Regions from separate parts of the Homo sapiens genome. Here region 2 is linked to region 1. The links are chromatin contacts, found by POLR2A ChIA-PET in ENCODE. All regions are on one chromosome and are shown on one strand. Each heading gives the region's core, a stretch centred on a gene start or an enhancer-like site at or near the end of the contact. The rest is flanking DNA. Distances are from core to core; before and after follow the strand shown.

Evidence for each region. ChIA-PET counts read pairs that join two places held with the same protein, here RNA polymerase II (POLR2A).
Region 2: POLR2A ChIA-PET joins it to region 1 with 28 read pairs in activated CD4-positive, alpha-beta T cell. The contact joins two enhancer-like sites. POLR2A ChIA-PET finds 5 or more read pairs at or near these places in 2 of 52 experiments (activated CD4-positive, alpha-beta T cell and activated T-cell).

What each region holds. Positions count from the first base shown.
Region 1 is chr2:38,090,918-38,093,617 of GRCh38, reverse strand. No RefSeq gene overlaps it. Among named protein-coding and RNA genes, the nearest start is that of CYP1B1, 16 kb to the right of the region's middle. Within about 2 kb of position 1,302, at least 11 of the 41 ENCODE cell types and tissues checked have a DNase peak (open chromatin) inside an H3K27ac peak, as active enhancers do.
Region 2 is chr2:38,652,501-38,655,200 of GRCh38, reverse strand. No RefSeq gene overlaps it. Among named protein-coding and RNA genes, the nearest start is that of GALM, 12 kb to the left of the region's middle. RefSeq lists a cis regulatory region at 385-1,058. Within about 2 kb of position 1,445, at least 3 of the 41 ENCODE cell types and tissues checked have a DNase peak (open chromatin) inside an H3K27ac peak, as active enhancers do.

The DNA.
Region 1 (2,700 bases), core at 53-2,552:
CTTCTGTAAGACTTAGGATGATACGCAGTGAGTCAACAAATGTGTACTGGTGTGGTATAGATGGGCTTTGGTGCCTGCAGACCTGAATTCAAATCCTGACCCCTCTCACTTGCAACCTCTGTGACATTTGGCAAATAGTTTACTGTCTCTGAGCCTTAATCCCTTTGTATATAAAGCAGGCTAAATATACCAATATTTTTAGGATGATTGGGAGAAATAAATGAAACTGTCAATGTAAAAAATAGAAAACAGTGCCTGGCACTTAGGGGGAAATATTAGCTACTTTCTCTGTCTCCAAACTTGTTGTGTGGTGTGGGAGACTCTAAGGGAACGGAGGAGCTTAAGCCACAGGCCCTGGCCTTATGATGATAACATCAGAGAGAATGCTCCTCACATTTAGCAGGACACAGTGCTCCGACTGTGGTACTCAAAATTGTTGTGGTGTTTATTCCTTGTTGAGTGATATGTGTTACTCAGGAGGCTGAGGCAGGAGGATCCCTTGAACCCAGGAGTTCAAGACCAGCCTGGGCAACATAGAGAGACCCTGTCTCAAAAAAAAAAAAAAAAAAAAAAAAGATACGTGTAAGTTGCTCTTCACCTCTCTGATTTGCTGCAGGAAGCCTCAGGTATTAGGTTCAGAGTCCAGAGTAAATGAGGGCAGAAATGGAGGTTCCCACCAGCCCTGAGTGCCTTCTGTGCACTTGCTGTGGAAGAGGATTCCATTTTACCCCGTAGCTCCCGGGATTCCACTGGGGTGTGGCTGGTAACCTGGGGGCTCAGGGCTCAGTCACATCCTTATTGCACCAGAAAGTCCCTGAAATAGTGTAGGAGAATGAGGTGCCTGGGGGCATGGCTGCTGGTTGGAGGCCACAGTGCCACCTTCTCAAGGCTCAGAAACTGGGAAGCCTTCCTTCCTTCTGCATTCAAACCCTTAAAATGCACAACCCACCCCCCGTGGCTGACTCAGCACAATGGGAAAAGGAAAAACGGAGGTTAGTCAGCCCAAGAGTACAGACCATTGAATCTAACTTTCCATTTTGGACTGGAGAGCATTCGAGACAATTTCCTCCCTGGCCTTTAGTAAGGGAGAGCTGGGAGTCTCCCGTTCTGCCTTCTGGTACAGGCTCCAGAAGTAGGCTGTTTCCCTCATTGTGGCTGTCAAATGGGCTGTATGCCCCAGGTCTGAGGCCACAGTACACTTTGACTCAGAGCTGTAATGTAAGAAAAAAAGGCGGTGTTTTCTGGGAAGCTGGATAGCGTTGCGTCATTTGTACAAATCACCACCGGGAGGTCCCACGACAGCACTCCCTTGAGTTTCCTCCCAATTGCACTGCACAGCATGGAGTTTTCTGAACTCTCCTCAGCAGGGAATTGCATGAGTGTTGTCCTGGAGCCTCATTGCCACAGGGCTACAAAGCATCCGTAACAGTCACAGAGGGACTGACCGAAAGCATAGCTTGGTGGAAGAGGCCTACTATGGCCTCATCAGGCTCTTTTGGGAACATGGCATCCCCCTGCCTAAAGAACTGTCTCTGTACTACCTAAGGGTCCTGATGTGGAGCGCGTCTGGGTGAGGAGAAATTAGATGAGGAGAAAGTGCTGCAGAGCTGCCATCTGGGAGTTGGAGGGAAACACAAATTGGCTATTGGTGCTGAGCTCTTCTGCCAACAGCAGATGTTTCTGTGAGATCAGCCTTCTTAAGGCAGCGGCAAATGGCCTCCCACAGAATAATGATAACAGCTAATGATGCCTGAGCACCCACCACATGCCAGGCACCCTTCTAAAAGCTTTACATGTATTAGTTCATTCAGTCCTCACCACAACTCTGCATAATCGGTACTGGTATCGTCTCCATTTTACATCTCCATTCACTTAAGTGTAAGCTGGACCCAGAGAAGCGATTTCTAGCATGGAAGTCACTCCGGTGTAAGTAGGAGAGCCAGATTCAGATTCAGTCTGGCTCTGGAGTGATGCTAGCAGCCACTCAATGTGCTGCCTGAGAAACGCAAGGAGGAAGTGACTGGTGCCACTTTGGGCTGTTAGGAATTTGCAGGTGGGTAACGGCACGCCACCCTGAGAGCTGTCACGCTGAACCAAGTGGGCCATGTTTTTATTCCTGCGAGGTTCAAGTCCTTGCCATGTCTTGGATTTTACTGGACAGAAGTAAGGACTTAGTAAGTAGTAGTAATAATGATAATGGCTAACTGTTATTGGGTGCTCACTCTGCCATCAACTATGCTATTTGTTTTCTTACAATCAATATCTCATTTAATCCTCAAAACCACCCTCTGTGGTTGGTATATTACCTGTCTTGTACAAGTGAGGAAAGTCAGGCTCAGAAGGGTTAAATAACATGGCCAAGGTTACAGCTTATAAATAAGAGAGCTGGTGCTCACACCCAAGAGTGCCCGGTCCCAGAAGCCAAACTCCTAATGATTGGGTATGCTGGCTGTATTGCCTTTGATATCCTCTGGAGGATTAGACAAGCCCAGAAGGCATTTGGGCCTGCGCCCACGGCCTGTAAAGAATTGCCATTCATCTAAGAGGGGATATGGAGGTGTGTGGAGTTGGCTCTCCAATCCTGGCTTCTGTGATGTGTTCCATAGGGATGTGGAGGTCCGGAATCACCCCCGTCTAATGTTTTATCAGCTTTCATCTGGGGATTTCCCTCATTTGTCAGGAAGAGGAGATAATCTGAAC
Region 2 (2,700 bases), core at 196-2,695, 560 kb before region 1:
AGTATTAAGAAGTGAGGTCTTTTGGGAAGTGATGACGTCATGAAGGTTCTGCCCTCATGAATGGATTAGTGGCTTATAAGAGGCTGGAGAGAACCAGCTTAGATGCTTTTGCCCTTCCTTCCCTCCCACTACGTGAGGACACAGCCTTCAAGGCACCATCTTAGAAGGAGAGACCTGGCCCTAACCAGGCACCAAGCCCTCCGGCACCTTCATCTTCGACTTCCCAGCGTCCAGGACTGTGAGAAATCAATTTCTGCTGTTGATAAATTATCCAGTCTCAGGTAGTTTTGTTACAGCAGTACAAACGGACTAAGATAGGTGGCATTGATTGATGAAACTGTGTGGCTTCTCCAGAAGGAGAGAGAGAGAGGGAAAGGCAAGGAGGGGAGATGGCGTTTAACCACACACTGGGACAGAAGTATGGCTGTGACCTCGGGGCAAGAGGGAAGTCTTTTCAGCAGAGCCTTTTCCTGGGCTCCTGGGGCACGTGCAAGTGGAAATGGCTGAGTAAGTTTATTTCAGCAACTGTGCGGCCCTAGGAAAAGCTGAACTACTGATAAAAAGCCGAGAGGAACTAGAGCAAAGAATCTAGCCAGATAGGACGGCTCTGGCAGACCTCATGTGGCCAGGCAGACCCCATATGGCCAGGCTTACAAGACAGGGTCCCTCCACAGTCAGGGCTGGCGGTGAGTCCATTAGATGGCCAGCAAGTGTGTTCCGCCCTGTTCTAGAGCAGAGGCCCTGTGCTCCGTGGTCTGTTGGAACAGCCCACTGGGTGCAGTGTGGACTGTAGTCAGAAGGTCAGAGGCCCGCAGGCTAATCCAGCCCTGCCTTGGGCAGGCTTGAACAGAGAAATGTAAGCGTCGCTTCTGTGTCTCTTCAAAAGGCTAACATTGAATCTAGGTGAGAGAATTGCAGTGGAATTGGCAGTTTCTTCTGAGTTTAACCACATTCTATAAAGATGTGTGGTTATGCAAGGGCCAGGCGAGGTCAGGAGAGGGCAAATGTGACAAGCTCCTGGGCAGTGTTTTTTTCTGACACCAGCTCTGACACCCAATCACACCAACCAAATCTATGACACCAATTGGGTGTCCCATAATTCAATTTTGACATGGCCTATCTGGAGTTAGTGTCAGATCCCACAAGTTAAAGGGCTCAGTCTCACAAGACTGCCCCTGTCTTCAGATACCAGCTGCAAATAGGGTGCCCAGGCTACCCACACTTCTGCCCAGACCACTACAAATGTGAGGGTTTCCATGACCTCCTTTCAGGTTTGCTAATTCACTAGGATGACTCACAGAACTCAGAAAAATACCTTACATGTGCTCACTGGTTTCTTATAAAGGCTAAAACTCAGGGGAAGCCAAATGAAAAAGATGCACAGGGCAAGATATGGGGGTGGGGTGGCGCAGAGCTTCCGTGCCCTCTCTTGTGCCCCATCTTTCCAGCACATCAATATGTTTACCAACCCAGAAACTCACCGAACCTATTGGTTAGGGGTTTTTGTGGAGGTTTCATTACCTAGGCAAGATTAATCAAGTCTTTGTGTTTGATAATGAAACTCAACCTTTAATCCCTCCTCACCCGCTAGGGAAGTGGGGCTGACAGTTCTCATCCTCAAATCTCTTGGTTGGTTTTTCTGGCAACCAGCTTCCATCCTGAAGCTATCTAGGGCCCCTCAATCTTGAGTCATCTCATTAGCATATAAAAAAACCCCTTATAACTCAGGCGATTCCAAGGGACAAGACTATATATATATTAGAGATAGTGTCTATGTTGCTCAGGCTGGAGTGCAGTAACACCATCATAGCTCACTGTAGCCTTGACCTCCTGGGTTCAAGCGATCCTCCTACCTTAGCCTCCCAAGTAGTTGAGACTACAGATTCATGCCACCACACTCAGCTAATTCTTAAAAAAAATTTTGTAGGCCAGTCATGGTGGCTTACGCTTGTAATCCCAGCACTTTGGGAGGCCGAGGTGAGAGGATCGCTTAAGCTCAGGAGTTTGAGACCAGCTGAGCAACATAAGACCTTGTCTCTACTTAAAAAAAAAAAAAAAAAAAAATTAGCCAGACATAGTGGTGCATGCCTATAGTCCTGGCTACTCTGGAGGCTGAGACAGGAGGATCACTTGAGCCTAGGAGATCCAGGCTACAGTGAGCTGTGATTGCACCACTGCACTCAGCCTGGGTAACAGAGGGAAAGCCTGTCTCAAAAAAAGAAAACAAAAAAATGGTTGTTCATAGAGATGGAGTCTCACTGTTTTGCCCAGGCTGGTCTTGAACTCCTGGGCTCAAGTGATCTTCCTGCTTCAGCCTCCCAAAGTGCTGGAGCTGCAGGTGTGAGCCACTATACCTGGCCAATTTAAAGATCTTAGTTGGCTTTTATTTACAGTTCTAGAATCGAGCAATACCTCATTCCATAAAATATGATGAGTGTTCCGATAAGCTGAGCAGAGGAGGTTGGCTTTAGAAACGAGAAGTGGGGAGAGAAGCAGAAACAGAAAATGAAAAGTGGATTGGTGGTTTCAAATTTCCTTTCCTTGTAAAGGTTAAAGTAGAGAAGATTTTCTTATCATATCAGCTCAAATAGCTTGGGTACTGGGCTATTATCTCACTCTCAATTTCTGGGAAGGTCAGATAAACAATTTATTTTCAACTTGGTGGGGTGGAGCTTCAGTGTGAGTGACTATTTTGGTTTG